2 separate regions of the Mus musculus genome follow, and region 1 is linked to region 2. Evidence: chromatin loops called from intact Hi-C (ENCODE). Cell type or tissue: gastrocnemius. All regions are shown on one strand.

What was found. A loop is a pair of places that touch in the nucleus more often than their neighbours do. Peaks named below come from ENCODE experiments on the same cell type or tissue, not always from the same donor. Only the 100,000 strongest peaks of a DNase experiment are listed, where the experiment ranks them.
Region 1: it touches region 2 in a loop (14-fold over the local background); 1 of 42 quality-filtered maps calls a loop at or near these places.

Annotation. Positions count from the first base shown.
Region 1 is chr15:88,816,207-88,824,206 of GRCm38, forward strand. Alg12 (asparagine-linked glycosylation 12 (alpha-1,6-mannosyltransferase)) reads right to left here and starts at 3,112. Exons shown (of 10, transcript NM_001142357.1): 1 at 3,052-3,112; 2 at 1-48. The coding sequence starts at 25. It overlaps Creld2 (cysteine-rich with EGF-like domains 2), which reads left to right and starts at 3,440. Exons shown (of 10, transcript NM_029720.2): 1 at 3,440-3,628; 2 at 3,725-3,807; 3 at 4,323-4,433; 4 at 4,929-5,020; 5 at 5,753-5,929; 6 at 6,861-6,956; 7 at 7,536-7,619. The coding sequence starts at 3,506. In gastrocnemius, no CTCF peak of the experiment used is centred here; a DNase peak (open chromatin) is centred at 3,258; H3K4me3 peaks cover 2,306 bases; H3K27ac peaks cover 1,773 bases.
Region 2 is chr15:89,352,475-89,360,474 of GRCm38, forward strand. It overlaps Lmf2 (lipase maturation factor 2), which reads right to left and starts at 3,185. Exons shown (of 14, transcript NM_178919.4): 1 at 2,882-3,185; 2 at 2,090-2,343; 3 at 1,953-1,981; 4 at 1,609-1,823; 5 at 1,355-1,533; 6 at 983-1,124; 7 at 736-870; 8 at 560-665; 9 at 385-481; 10 at 130-312; 11 at 1-53. The coding sequence starts at 2,975. Ncaph2 (non-SMC condensin II complex, subunit H2) reads left to right here and starts at 3,245. Exons shown (of 20, transcript NM_001115132.2): 1 at 3,245-3,469; 2 at 7,882-7,983. The coding sequence starts at 3,362. In gastrocnemius, no CTCF peak of the experiment used is centred here; DNase peaks (open chromatin) are centred at 3,242 and 4,094; H3K4me3 peaks cover 2,893 bases; H3K27ac peaks cover 2,215 bases.

The DNA of each region.
Region 1 (8,000 bases), 540 kb before region 2:
TGCCCGATGACTTCTTGCCAGCCATGTAGAGCTTTGAACTTCATGCGCCTTCACAGAGACACAGACAAGGAACACTGTTACCTTACACGGTCAGACATTCCTAAGACGTGGCTTGAGGTCACACAGGTAAGATGTGGAGGAGAGGAAGCACAAGACCCCTTGAGATGGCTATTCTGTCAACTTGACAACATCTGAAGTTAACTAAAACCCAAGCAGCTGAGTACCCCGGTGAGGGATTGTTTATTAAGTAAATCTTCTGAAGTAGGAAGATCCATCTTTGATCCGGTCACAGCGTCTGCTGGCAACCTCTGTAAAGGACATGGAAGAAGGAAGCTTGCTCTTGGTCTCCTGGCAAATCCATTCCTTCACTGGCAATGGTTCCTGTTTCCTCAGGACCCCAGTGTATACTGAAGCCCACCTGAGGGAAACATCCAGCCTTGTACACTGAACAACTACTGGATTCCTTGACCTCCCACTCATAGGCAGCCGTTATTAACTAGCTAGATCAGTCTGTAAGCCACTCTAATAAATCCCATGCATGTGTGTATGTATATATGTGTATATATGCATGTATGTCTGGGCATCTGATTCCCTGGAACTGGAGTTACCGGCAGTTGTGAGGTGCTGTGTAGGTGCAGGGAACTGAGTTTTGGTCTTCTAAAAGACCAGTCAGCATTCTTAACCAGAGTCACCTCTCCAGCCCCAGCCCCGTGAAATATAATAATGCTCATAATTCCTATGGTCTCAGTTAGGGTTTACATTTCTGTGATAAAACACCACACCCAAGAGCAACTTGGGGGAAGAAAGGGTTTATTTCATCTTACAGCTTACGATCCAAGGAAACTAAGGGCAGAAACTCAAGGCAGGAACTTGGAGGCAGGAGATTAACGTGGATGGAGGTCAAGAAGGAGTGCTGCTTACTGGCTTGCTCCTCATGGCTTGCTCAGTCTGCCTTCTTATGGCACCTATGACCACCAGCCCAGGGATAGCATCACCCACAGTGAGATGGGCCCTACCACATCACCAATCAGGAAAATGCCCCACAGGTATTCCCCAGCCCTGCGCAAAGGCATATTATAAAGACTTTAGTGAGTGTAAATAAGCCACAGCGTGCACTTGCTTATTCCAAGTTCGGTTGCAAGGCTACAGTGAGTCTGGCCAACACTCCACCACGTCTGACTATGCCCAGCTGAGTTAGACCCAATAAAAAGTCCTGAACTGAGAAAGTGTGACGATTGACTAATTAGGTTATAGAACAACATGTACATAAAGTTCCCAACCTGGCACAAAACCATACTGGGGTACAGTGATGCACACTTAGGATTCCAGTACTTGGGAGGCTGAGACAGGAGAAACAAGAGGTCTAGGTCAACCTGGGTAACTTGTTAAGAGCCTGAAGCCCTGGGTTCGGTCCCCAGAACCGGATAAACCCCAGGTATGTAAATATATGTGTGTATCCCAGCACCTAGGGGGTAAGAGGCAAGAGGACTAGAAGTTCAAGGCCATCCTTGGTATTGAAAAGGATGGGGAAGAGGCCAAGCCATCGAGGGAGGCAGCAGTGCGAGATGCGTTGCTTCAGGGACTCCAACTTCGCTGCTTCAACTATCTGCTCTGCAGACCTTTGAAGGAAACCCAAGCTTTAGGGTGGGCTATTACCCACAGAACTCACCCGATCCTCCTCCTTCCTCACAGCCACAAAGGGGTGTGTGTTCTGCTGAGGACCAACAGCAGCTATTTTCTTTCTTTTTTGTTTTTTTGTTTCTTTCGAGACAAGGTTTCTCTGTGTAGCCCTGGCTGTCCTGGAACTCACTCTGTAGACCAGGCTGGCCTTGAACTCAGAAATCCGCCTGCCTCTGTCTCCCAAGTGCTGGGATCAAAGGTGTGCATCACCACCGCCCGGCTAGCTATTTTCAAAGACAACAGGAGACCAGGGTGAGCTGGACCGCTCAACCAGGAGCAGAAACAATACAAGGGAGTTATTCACCAGTACATAAAAACAACTTATCAGCCGGGCGTGGTGGCGCACGCCTTTAATCCCAGCACTTGGGAGGCAGAGACAGGCGGATTTCTGAGTTCGAGGCCAGCCTGGTCTACAGAGTGAGTTCCAGGACAGCCAGAGCTATACAGAGAAACCCTGTCTCAAAAAACCAAAAAAAAAAACAAAACAAAACACCTATCACAGGAATGGGGGCAGCTGCAGGGAAGAAGAGATGCTAATGGCTAAGCTCCAGGAGCCAAGCTCCAAAAAGCTATACTGCTCTTCTGAAGGTCCTGAGTTCAAATCCCAGCAACCACATGGTGGCTCACAACCACCTGTAATGAGATCTGATGCACAGAGCAAGCAGAGGTCGTAAATTCAACTCCCAACAACCAGATGAAGGCTCACAACCCTATGTACAGCTACCGTGTGTACTCATATACATAAAATAAACAAATCTTTAAAAAATTAAAAGCTATACTCTTCGCAAATGTGGCGTGGAGGAGGAGGGCATCTCAGATTAGGGGGTACCCTTCAAAGATCCTGTCGTCCCTGTCCATTGTGATTCCAAAGCTTCCAAGGGAACTGTGGGAATCATTCGTTCAAATTGTGGCTTTAACCTGGAAGTGTTAGCTGGTGTAGATGAACTTACTTGTAAACCAAAGACCAGACTAAACTGTTACTATTTATACAATCAGATGTTCTTTAAAATACACATAGTCCACATCTCCTCCTCCTCCTCCCTCAGGTCACTTAAAGTTCGGAAGGTCATTGTGAACTCACTGCCTGAGGCCCCTGAGGAAATGTCGACCACTGGGGCCCCCTCAACCACACTGAGCAGGACCCAGATGTAGAGCTCTGTTTACGGATGACAGCTCCGGGCGCCAGGTGAGGAGGATGGATGAACGGTCCAGGCCTCGGGCGAGATGTCCCGCCCCCAGGGACACGCTCAGCCTCTAAGTGACAGGTCCATCCCCGGGTTGAGGAACTCAAAGGCCGTCACGCGCGCTCGGGAGAACCCCAGCTTCGCCACCTCCCGCCCGAGTACACCAATCCCGGCGACGCGCGCTAACCTCTCCTCTCCGCAGGACCCCGCGGAACTGAGCAGACTGACCAAGGCAGGAAGCCGGCTGCGGAAACCGGGCCCGGAAGCCAAGTCTTTGCCCGAACTTGACATGGCCACCATTGCCCAGGCTGGCGACCGCAGCTGGCGCTTCCCGCCCGGAGAAAAGATGGCCACTCGTGGAGGGCGGGGCATGGGGACCCGATAGAAGATTACGGTTCTGCCTCATTCTCGCGGGACGCTGACCCGGGGCCTTCTCATTGGTGGCTTCTCGTGGCGAGCCTCAATTGGTCCACATCAGGCAAGGGGGATTCCTCCGGCCAATAGAAGCGCGCGGGGTGAAAGGTGGGCGGGGCCTCGGCGACGCAGTCAAGTAGCCCGGGGAACGGCCGGCGCGCGGGCCGGTGGGCGGAGGCTCAGACTCCGCCGCAGTTCTCGGTGGGTCGCCGGGCAGCCCTCCCGCCATGCACCTGCTGCTTGCAGCCGCGTTCGGGCTGCTGCTGCTGCTGCCGCCGCCCGGGGCCGTAGCCTCCCGGAAGCCGACGATGTGCCAGAGATGCCGGACGCTGGTGGACAAGTTCAACCAGGTGGGCGGGCGGCGGGGTCCGGGGCAGCGGCGCTGGGGCAGGGGCTGGCGGCGGGGTTCACGGTAGCCCATCGAGCTGGTGCCACCTCCACTACAGGGGATGGCCAACACGGCCAGGAAGAATTTCGGTGGCGGCAACACGGCGTGGGAAGAGAAGACGCTGTCTAAGTACGAATTCAGGTGAGTGTTCCCAAGAAGTGCGAGGATGTGCGGTCGCGGTCTGTGAATCGGTGGTCAGACCTTGGGGTCGGTGCAGACCACCGGCACACGGAGGAACCCCTTCGATGGTGGTGGACACCTGTCAATGGTCGTCCCTGCCTCTGGCCACTCAACTGGTCTGTGGTTTCCACACTCCCTACGGCCACTTCTGTGCGCACAGACACTGGAAGGCTTTTACACACACGCACACGGGCCTTTTGGAAACTCAGACTGGAGCCCCTCGCCCTCCTAGAGACTTCTGGCTTCCCTGACTAATGGAATAAGCTCCCTTTCTCATGCTGTAGGGATGGAGGGGCCTACCATTCCTGGGTCCGCTGCACACCCCCCGGTTAGCCTCCCCTTACTGACTAACCTTGCCTGTGGTTGTAGAGACTCTCCTCTTCGCTAAAGTAGTCTCTAGGAGGGACATGTGTAAAGTGAGCAGACTGGTGCTTTGGGGTGCTGGTGCTTTGGGGTGCTGACAGATTGTGTTTCAGTGAGATCCGGCTTCTGGAGATCATGGAGGGTCTGTGTGACAGCAGTGACTTTGAGTGCAACCAACTCTTGGAGCAGCAGGAGGAGCAGCTAGAGGCTTGGTGGCAGACACTGTGAGTGCCTGGGACCCTGTCTTCTGATCTCGCATTTTGCAGTATCTTCCCAGTAGAGAACCTAGAGAAGCAGGAAATATCCTACATCCCCATCCCGATTTACCCCTGCGCTGCCACCATCTCTTAGAAGCTTCCAAGGAGGTCCTGTGCACACCTGACCCTTGCTTCCCCCATCACATAGCCTTGAGGGCGTGGACAGTGCCTCCTAGCCCGAATCACCTGAGGTCCTTAGTTGCTTCAGCCTGAAGTTAAGAAGTGAAAATTGGAGTGGTTAAGCCTCACTTCAGCGCATCGTTACTGTCTGGCTATCACTGTTAGTTACTGATCTCTTACTACACCTAACTTATAAAGTCAACTCCCCCGCTGATATGTTTGAAAACGCCTGTGCTATATTTAGGGTTTGAAACTGTCCAAGGCTTGGAGCATCCCCACTGAGCCGTGCGTGCCTCCGGGCCAGCGTCTCGTGGGATTTAATGACCATTTCAAAACCCTCAGGAAGAAGGAGCACCCCAACCTATTTGAGTGGTTCTGTGTACACACACTGAAAGCGTGCTGTCTTCCAGGCACCTACGGGCCAGACTGTCAAGGTACACCCCCCCCCCCCCCCCCGCCCCTCCGGGACATCCGAGCCTGCATCTTTCCCATGACTCCTCTCTGATGCCCTTCTTGTGTTTAAAAGCACAGAGGGAATTTGAACTGCATGCTCTTTCTGTGGAGTTGGGGAACCCTGCCTCTTTCCTCAGATACATAGCTGTCCACCCCTGCTCTGGTGCTGTGAACCTGGGCCATAGGCTCCCGCATCACTGCTGACTTCTGACTTTAGGGAGTTCTCCTCTTGCCCTCATGAGTGTTCAGGGGGAGGGATCACAGTCTCTCGAGCTCCTCTGTACTGATGGGAGTTGGGGGTGGTAAGCATTCTTACCTAGTCCTGGCCCCTTCTCTGAGGTGACCCTTGAGACTGGAGCCAAGTCATGTTGATCAGTCGGGCTGGATCCGGTGACAGAAGTTTCAGTTTCAGGCATGCACGTGGGCTGAGCTGGCTCTTGTTCCCTTCTCCCTGACTGTATGCTGAATACAACATTGGATTTTTCTCTCTCGGGCACATAGTGTGTTGTCCCATAGCTGGCTCCCCACAGGTGTTCTAGTGTTAATCCTGCCGGTCCCAGGTGGTCAGTGTCTGGCTCTGGCCCTTTCCTTCAGCTTCCAGGTCCCTGTTCCCTCAGCAGGAATTGGTGCCAGGTTTAGATTGTAAGGGACCCCAATGGCTTTATGCTCCAACCCCAGGGGCATGCTCCAAGCAAAAGTTTATGTCTTCCAAGAGTGCCAGGGTGGGTCCGAGAGGCCTTGCAGCGGAAACGGCTATTGCAGCGGAGACGGCAGCAGACAGGGCGACGGGTCCTGCCAGTGTCACACAGGCTACAAGGGACCACTGTGTATTGACTGCACAGACGGCTTCTTCAGCTTGCAGAGGAACGAGACCCACAGCATCTGCTCAGGTAAGCACCGGCACCCAGAGTCTGGCTGGCTTGGGTGATGGAGAGGCTGTGGGGAGCAGCCCTCTGCTGAGGCTGCATAGCTGGGAACAGAGTGCCTCCTGGCCCCTAACCCCATATCCGGTGCAGGAGGCCTGGCAGTATGGGCTTTCTGAAGTATCCATAAGCTACCCTGGAAGGGAAAGGTACTTGCTTCTTAAGCCTTCCTGGGAATGACTTGGTGGTTCAGTGCCTGTGTGACAGGTTCTATCATGCCTGTATCAAATGCCCTTGGTTTTATGACCTAGCACCTAGTAGTTGGCCGTATTCCATATGATCACCTGAAATGATGACATGGCTGTCCCAGAAGGGTGGACAGGTCTTTCAGTTTCCTGCCAGGTGGTTTTTGAGACGGAGGCAAGATACAGAGGCTGAGATGTATCTGTAGTTGATCGAACAACTTCTCAGAGGGAACAAGGACTTTCTGTGCCCACAAGACATGGCTACGAAAGGGAACCAGGACCCTTGGAGGCTACTCCTGAGCACTGGCCCTCCCACGCCCTCGCTCTCACCAGGGTTGTCAAGGTTACCTGGGCAGCTTCTTTCTGAGACTGAGGTCAGCTCTGCCTGTCAAATCAGTCAGCGGAGCACAGGCCTTGCCAGCCTTCTAGGCTGCCATGGTTGCTGCCTGCACAGGGCAGCATCCTTGGTTGAGTTCACTTGATGTTTTATGACTGTGAAGGAAATAGTCAGCAGTCCTTGTCACTGACTAGAGGGACGCTGGATGTGGTGACATCACACTCAGAGTTAAGTGCTGCTGTTTTCTTGGTTTCACCGCTTTTATTTTCCTGCCAATCTTAAAAATCCTCCTTCCTGAAGGAAGGTTTCCTCAGTGTGGGAGGCAATGAGACCCTGTTCCCAAAAGGGCCCTCCTGACACAGCCTTTGCTTTCCAGCCTGTGATGAGTCTTGCAAGACCTGCTCTGGTCCAAGCAACAAAGACTGTATCCAGTGTGAAGTGGGCTGGGCACGTGTGGAGGATGCCTGTGTGGGTGAGGCGCATACCATGGAGATGGGGTGGGGAGAGAGAGTGGGGGGTGGTTCCTTATGGGGCGACCCGACCATCCCAGGGAGGTCTGACTCCCTTCTGATGTCTTTCATCTCCGTCCCACTCGGGGCTGTGGAAGGCCACTCTTATGGCCGGCATGTGGGGTTTTTAGAGGGACTCAGACTTGTATTAAGCCAGTGTCCCCACCACAGCTGGTAGTATCACAGTACCAGGAGTGTGGCCCTGCTGTTTCTGGGCCCTTGCCCCTTTCGTGCAGCAAACCCTGTACTAAGGCCCTCAGTGGAGCTGCTACAGGCTTGATCTTCCGAGCCTCAGGTGCCCCTTGCCCAGCCTCTTCTTCTATTCTAGTTTTGCTTTCACCCTCTGCAGCTGCTTGGCCTTAGGCAAATTCAGAACTCAGCCAAGCTGGTCTAAAGCCTTGGGGGATGGGGTGGGGGGGTACTGAAGGAAGAGATGATCTGAGCTTGTGTGGAGGCTCAGGTGCTCACATTCCCGTCACACGGGTGGTGCCTCAGCCCTGCCACCTCTGCTCTGCTCTGCTCACAGCCTTGTTTTCTTCCAGATGTGGATGAGTGTGCAGCAGAGACATCTCCGTGCAGCGATGGCCAGTACTGTGAGAATGTCAACGGCTCGTACACATGTGAAGGTGACCAGAGTGTTGGGACCTGTGGTCTCCGTAGGCTTCTCTCTTCCTTCAACATGTGTGACTCGGATGCCCTTGGTGTGGTTTCAGGAACCTGAAAGTGGCGACATCAGTGGTGGATATGATGCAGAAAGCCAGCACATCTCCATGCGTCACTTATTTTGTACATCACAGTAGCCTTGGCATGCGCTGCTGCCTCTGGCTCCTTCCTTGGCATGCAGAAAGCCAGCACGTCTCCATGCAGCACTTACTTTATACATCACAGTTGCCTTAGCGTGCGCTGCTGCCTCAGTCACATCAGTCTCTCCCTTGTAGGGAAAACTCTACATACTCCATACAGATCCATATAGAAGATCTCTCTGTGTAGTCCTGGAGCTCACTATG
Region 2 (8,000 bases):
AGGAAAGGGGGTGGTCGGCTCACATTCCCAGGTTTGTACATGAATTCGATCTCCTGACAGAGGGACACATGGTTAGCTGGGATGGCTGGACTTGGTCCCTTTACCCCTGTATCATTTGGGAGGGCTCACTGTCCAATGCTGTCCGTCATAGCTGCCCTCTAGGACCACTTCCGGCCGCCCGCCCACGCCAGTCATCCGACGGAAAAGGCCGTAAGAGTTGGCCAGCTGTAGGTGCTCCACAGAACCGAACAGGCGATGAGCCCCAGTCCAGAGACGCCCGTGGGTCCCAGGTTCCACATAGGAGTAAGGTACCTGCAGGCAAATAGGCGATAGCTCAGTGCTGCCCCATCTTCCCCCAGTCCCAGTCTTCACAGGGTCACCTACTAGGCTGATCAGGAACAAGGCCACTGTTGCCGTGCCCAGGACGGAGAGCTGGATACCCGCAGAGAACTTCCGTGACCATCCTTGTACCTGGATCCACCTGGGGACGAGAGGGACGGGTGTGGTCAGACCTGATCTGAAAGCGGCTTCTGCCCGCGGTCTTCGGGTACATACATACCTCCAGAGGACAACAAGCAACTCCCAGGCCAGGGAGGCTGTCCCTAGCCACACAGTTGGCAGGGTTACCGTCTTCAGCCACTGGGAGAACTGATGGAAGGTGAAGGCTGCCAGGGAGGAGAGTGTGATCAGGGACTGAGCCAGCCCTTTCCCTTAGGTCCCCATGTTGGCACTTACTGGTTTTCGAGAGGATGATGTGCTGTTGCCAGTCAACCTCCAGGCCAAAGTAGTAGACAGTGCCGTAGGCCAGCAGCCCATAGACAGTCAGTTCCAGCAGTAAGGACAGCGCGGTCAGCAGGGCTTTAGGCCAGGCTATGGGTTGGACAGACAGTCACAGATTGGCTAAGGGTCTGCAGCCAAGGGACAGGGGCTCTTTGGCGGATGACATGGGTTTGGTTGTCGTGATGGGATGACTGACACTCACAGGTGGGCATCTTCTTGTGGCATCTGAGGCCAGGCTCAGCAGACAGGTGACGGTCATCCAGGAGGGCAGTGGTGAGCACCAGGGTTAGCAGGTTGAAGAAATTGTAGTTGCCAGTGATGATAATCAGGACTTGCAATAATGCCTGAGAGGAAGACATGCAGTCAGAGCTATGGAGAGGATGCTCTTGGGCTCCCGCAGACCTAAAGACGACACTTTCCCAAAGGCCACAGCCTCACGTGACAGTATACACCTAGACTGGCTAACACATCCTTCTGCCTGCGATGCTTCCCCCCACAGCACCCATCACCCGACCACTCCCGCCCCAGCAAGCCTCACCAGCCAGTGGTAAAGGCCACACTCTCTTCTACCTACCTGAGCGTAGAAGGCAGTAAGTCGTAGGCGGCGAATAGGAGCAAAGAACAGGGGTGGCACTGCGATCTCGATGAGGAAGGTGGCTACCACGCTGAGCTTGTGTAGCCAGACCGGCAGATGGTGAGCAAACCAGGCAGCGGGTGTGGGCAGGCACTGAGTCTCATAGTGGTAGGTCAGAGCTGCAGGAAGCGAGTGGAGGTCAGGGCTGGTTAAGAGCCTCTAGACCATCCCAGCTTCAGGCCCCGGGCCCTCACCAGTGAGTCCCCACCACGTAGGGCAGCGGCTGGTCAACTTGACCACACCAGAGGCGAACATGAGTCGAAACAGCAGCCAGCGCACGAGCCAGAATGGGAGGTCTTCATGGGGTAAGGCTCCTGCTAATCTACCCTGGAGAATCTTGTGTTTGGAAGGCCCCCTCAGCGGGGCTACCAGTATAGCTAGGAAGCCAGTCTCCAGCAGCAGGGAATCCCTATAGGGAGGGAAATATCCTAAATTTCCTATTTAGGTTGCTTAATAGGAACCTCCCAGGGTCCTCCCAGGAGAGGCAAACAACCCTGCCCAGTGGCCTCAGGCAGATTGGGCCCCCGGAATCACTCACCACTGGAAATAAAGGAACACTTGGCCCACCTGTAGGGAGAGAAGTGGTCAGGGAGCCACTGTGTGTCTGCTGCATCAGGTGAGGCAGAGAGAGAGGGTGGGTTAGATGAAGGCTGAAGTTTTAAGTGTCTCACTTGCCTGGTAGGCTGATCGGTATGCAACCCAGAGCAGCAGGTAGACGAAGGGGTGTCTCAGAGAGTTCAGGAGCAGGGCGCCCAGGGCTAGCACGGTGCCCAATAAGGTCAGTAAATCCAGACCTTGGGCAGTATCCAGCCCCAGTCTTGGTGCCTCCCACAGCAGCGTTGGTGTTTCCCACAGCTGCTGCCACAGGCCCTTGCCTTGGGGCCGCAGTGTTCTTCGAGCAGGAAGGATGCCCTCTGGGCCATAGAGGCCTGTGGGAGGGTATGTCAGGGCCAAGTCTTAGACATCTTCCCAGTCTAACATGCACATGAACTTAGGCCCCGGAGATGCTCCACCACCAGCTCCTGGCATGCAGATGTCCCAAACCCCCAACTCCAGGTTGTGCTTGCAGATGTTCCCATCCCAGGCAGGGCTTGCTCTGTCTACCAGATGGTCTCTCTCTCTCACGTTGGAAATTGTTGACCCCCAACACCAGGTTCAGAAGACCTGATTCTGGGTCAGCACCTTCTGTCAATTAGAGCGCATCCCTCTCTTACCTGCCCACAGAGTCCAGGTAGAAATCTGCCACCCACTCCCCTCGGGGTTTTTCCCTAAGCCTAGATGAGACTACTAATAGTTAAGGGAAATCGACCCTTGTGCTTCTTTTTCCTCCACTTTTGTTGCCCGCAAACTACCACCCCTTAATCCCGCGCAGAGAGAGGCCTGGACTTTACACCCGCCTCAGAGGGCAGTGAAGGAAGGGATGCTACCACGTCCACGTGTGACGATTCAACCCCTCCGCGCCCTCACCTGGGATCTGGGTGTAGAGGGACGCAAAGGCGAACAAGTAGACAGCGGCCACACCCTGTAGGAAAAGCTGCTGTGGGACCCGGGAGCTCGCCATGTCCGCTACGCGGTCTTGCCGAAGTAGTGCCCTCTAGTCTCCTAGCTGCCCCCAGCCCGGCCTCTGGCCCACGCCGCAGCCGGAATCCGTCAGTCCGGTCGGGTCACTGAGCTCCACCCAGTGCCAAAGAACTCACCGCTAACCACCTAGAAACTTAGTCTCCTCCGCTCCTCCAGGCCCCCCCCCTAGACACGGAGCCCCGCCCCCGGTGTAGGCCCCGCCCCCGTCGGGCCCGCTTCTTTACTTCTTCGAAACTGGGCCCGCCTGACGTCATACGTGTGCGCGCAGTGCCCTGGCTACGTACTTCCGGGGCGGGAGCACCAAAATGGCGCCAGAACCAGTAGCGGGTTGAGCCATGGTTCCGGGCTTCTAGTCCCGTTCTAGACATGGAGGATGTGGAGGTGCGCTTTGCTCACCTCTTGCAGCCCATCCGGGATCTCACTAAGAACTGGGAGGTGGACGTGGCGGCACAGCTGGGCGAGTATCTGGAGGAGGTGAGGGCGGCGGGGGAATGGCATCGGCCTGGGCGCTCAGGCTGCATTGCCACCCCCCGCCTCCGGGTCTGTAGCCGTCTGGTGTGTCATCCGCAGTCTTGTTTCTTTCCTCACCCCCCTTCAAAATCCAGCCTGCCTCTCGAAACTTTCAGCTAGATTCTCCCGGAGCTGTCCTTTTCAGGCCTCTGTCGGTTAGCGAGCTGTGAAGTCGATTTGGTTGGATGATAATCATTTTTCTCCAACAAGTACATTATTTCCGTTTTCTTTGGGGGAATACAATACATTAAGAAGCAAACTTTTTGTTTTCCCCTTTTGGGGGCGGATTTAACCTGGGGCTTTGGACAGGTTTGGCAGGCACTCTACCACCGAGCTTTTTTTTGGAACCTGTTTTTCTTCTTGAGCCAGGCGCCAAGGCAGGTCTTAAACCCGAAGTCTTCTGTCCCAGTCTCCCGATTATTTGCAACTACCAATCAACCCTACCATACCAGGACTCTTACAGTAATGGAGAGAGATCTGGTTCCCGAAGGAAAAGGGATTTTGTATCTTAGACCTCAAGCCCCGCCCACACGATCTTCCCGCAGTGCGACGCACCCATACCCCAGGCTCTTAATTTGAACCAGTTTTGTCCAGAAGGATCCGCCCCCTCCCCCATCCTGTTGGTGGCCCAGCCCCTCGCCGTAATCTAGCCTATCAGCATTCCATTCCTCCGTTTTGTTTTTTTTTAAGTTCAGGTCTATTCAGTCACTGTCTGCTCCGTTTCTGCACGTTCACACTTTGGCTCAACACAATCGGATCCCACTACTGAATAGTTACAGGTCTCAACTCGAACTGTAGTGGTCTTCGTATTTAAAAATAAAAGAGACGCTCGAAGTGCCCTGTTGGGGAGATTTCTCGGTCTGACAGCTTCCTTTTTGAAACAGTGCTCTTAGGATTTCTATTTGACTGCTTCTGTTTTCTTTCTTAAGTGTCGAGCTTCTTGGGGTGGAGTCTTCTTTCCCTTAAAAATAGAAAATCTTACTTGTGTGATTTTTTTTTTTTTTAAATACAAGTTTTCAACTCCATGTGGTGGGATACACCCATACCGATCTTCCTTGTGAGCTGTCCCAGATTTGTTTGTTCTAGCCACTCCCTTGGCATGTGCTGGGATGTTACTCGAGCTCTTGGATGTTATTTAAAGTGGAGCTTTTGGGTTGTGGTTCAAATTCTAGTCCTCTATTTTGGTAGTGTTTCACTGTTTAACTAAAGGTGAAAATTAAGAGATGTGATAAGGCCTCATGTCTCACACCAAGTTTACCAATGAATTGTGTCAGTTATATTGCAAGAATATACTTCCTTCCCCACTATATCTGGTCTAGGTGTATTAAACCTAGATATTTAAAACCTTCTCATCCAGGCTCTTAGATTGGACACCATCCAGTCTGAAGAATTAAAACTGGAGACAGGGATGGGGGCGCAGGGACCTGGAAAGCTGCCTCATCAATTCAGAGCACTGACTATTCTTTCAGAGGACCCAGGTTCAGTTCTAAGCACCCACAGGACAGATCGCAGCTGTCTGTAATCCCAGTTCCTGGGGATCCAGTGCCTTCATCAGGCCTCCACTGGCACCAAACATACAGGTGGTACACAGATATGGATACAGGCAAAACACCTACATCATTTTTTGTTTTTAGAAAATTTAAATCAGGGCTAGAGAGATGACTGGATAAGAGCACTTGCTGCTCTCGTAGAGGACCTGGGTTCAGTTCTCAGAACCAAAAAAAAAAAAAAAAAAAAAAGTAGCTCACAATGGCCTGTAACTCTACTTCCAGAGGTCCCAGGGCCATTTTTGGATCCATGAACCCCTGCAAGCACATGGTGCACACACATTAGTGCAAGCACACACACATCTTAGGAAAAAAAAAGTTATAACCAGGCCTCAACATTGCATAGTTGTTTGCTTGCTGGTTTGTGGTCTGTCTTTACCCTACAGTATAAATTCTAGAAGGGTAGAGATTCGTATATGCTTTCTTATTCTTTGTAGAATGTCTGACACAGTAGGTGCAGGATAAATGCTTATTAAATGAACATGTATTTTTTTTTAAAAGACTTATTTATTTATTATATCTAAGTACACTGTCGCTGTCTTCAGACACCCCAGAAGAGGGCGTCAGATCCCATGATGGATGGTTGTGAGCCACCTTGTGGTTGCTGGGATTTGAACTCAGGACCTCTGGAAGAGCAGTCAGCGCTCTTACCCGCTGAGCCGTCTCTCTGGCCCTTGATGATCAACCTGCACTGCACAGTTGGCTGAGAAGCGCCAAGAACAGTATTAAGAGGTCATATTGTGGAATCAGGTTTTCTTAAAAGGATCTGTGGGCACACTGTTAAATTTGTTTCCTGGCTTGGTCAGCTCTTCTGCTTCAGATAAGGCTCCTTTCCTGCCCCCGGGTCTGTTCCCATGATGTCTTTAATCTCAGCACTTGGTAGGTGGAGGGAGGAGGATCAGTTCAAGATCATTCTTGGCTCCAGAATCCATGTGAAGCCTGAGCTATAGGAGGCCCTGTTTCAATTATCAAATAACAAGAAGACTATGCCACATCGCCTAACGCTTTGCTGTCCTGGCACTGATGCTGTATATGTTCTTCTTGTTTTCCATCTAGTTACCAGTGTTCTAACATGCCTTATGGTGTTACTTTCTTTTATTTGTTCATTGTTATTAAGTATTATATGCCAAGAATCAACTTAAAATTAAAAGAAAAAAGAAAACAGATGTCAAGCAAAGCAAAGAGTAATTCATGCTTTGATAAAATGTCTGCTCTCCAGGGAGGATGGATATCAGGGTGGGAACCACGTCATTATTGCTTCCTACCTAGACGTGTCTATTTGGCCTAAGCACTATCTCTTTATGTTTCATATAAATCAATGTAGCCTTTACAACAAAGTCTGAAATGGTCACTAGTGAGATGAAATGATGTGCTGATAGTAGACAAAGCTTCTCTGTTCCCCACCGTCTGTATTGTGTGTTATCACAAGTGCATGATAAACTGTATTGTGTGAGTGTGATAAACTGTATTGTGTGAGTGTGATAAACTGTATTGTGAGTTATCACAAGTGCATGATAAACTGGAGAGAAAAGGCTAGGAAGTCATGAAGACTGAGACTGAGGGACCTGGTTGTGTTTGAGGTAAAAGGAGTTGCCATGTCTGGTAAGCCGAAAATTTCTATGTAGTGGGGACATGGGGCTTGCCTCTGGAAGGCATGAAAGTCAGTTCACAGGCAAAGGCTGGTAGCTGGAAGAGACTACGAGTTTACATAACTCCCTTGGGGGATTTTACAATTTCAGGTTTTCCCTCTGAGTGGCAGAAAGCCTGTAACGAACTTGCAGGAGAGGTTAGGCTGGGCCAGGTCAGCTGTCATTAGAGAGGAACTTGAGGTAGTAGGGGACTGATCCAGATTGAACTGCCAGGTGAATAAGAGGAGCTGAGAGCCTTCATTTTGGGGGGATGAGTGTGGATGCTCAGAAGCTAGCATGGACTTGCTCACTGGACTCTTATTTATAAAAATCTGGGTAGTTGAATAGGACAGTTGGACATAGGGGTTTGGGCAGTAGTAAGAGTGTTTGCAAGACTTTAAGTTCAATCCCTATTACCTTGAAGAACAATTCTGGGCTGTGTCTTTATTTATTTGTTTATTTATTATTTATAGATCTTCAGTAGGTATCTGTAAATGGAACCCCAGAGCCTCAGGGAGAAAGCTGCTTTGTGGATGGGTTTGGCACTTGTTGACTTGTGTGGTTGGTAGTTTGTCCAGGGGTGGCTAGATGCACATGGCAGAAGGGAGAAGTGGGAAAAACCCAAACACTGGCTTAGAGCCAGGGCTGCCAGACGCCATGGAGGGCTGTAGAGGGGAACTACTTATGTCACCTGGTTCCTGAGTTTTCCAATTAAAGGATAGGGTGTACTGCATTTGTTTCTGTCATTTCCCTTCTCAGAGGAAAGGGTCTTTTTGTTGTAGTTTGTCCCAGTTGGCTTTTGACCTGGGTGGGTACAATTTGGAGTGCTGATGAGAGCTGGTATGTAGCTTTGGCCATCATGGTCAATATCCTTTGGGGACTTCCCTCTTCCAAAGCCCTTGGTCTCACAGGACCCAGGAACTGGGGGGAGTCACAAAGATCTAGCTTTCCTCCAGAACACCCAGAGGCAACTGCAAATTCAAGAGTAGACTTGGAGCTATCTCCGTTTGTGGGTGGTTGGTTGAGCTACCCCTGAAGGAAGTGAGTATAGGCTCCTGCCGAACTGGCATCTGACTTTCTTTGAGACTGTCTCACTATGTAGCCTAGGCACACCTTGAGTCCTGCCTCAGTCTCCCAACTGCTGGGGGCACAGGCATGCCCTCGCTTACCGAGCCCAGCTTACTAATGTTCTTTCTTGCAGCTGGACCAGATCTGCATTTCTTTTGATGAAGGCAAAACCACAATGAACTTCATTGAGGCAGCACTGTTGATCCAGGGCTCAGCCTGTGTCTACAGTAAGAAGGTGGGTTCCACAGACCG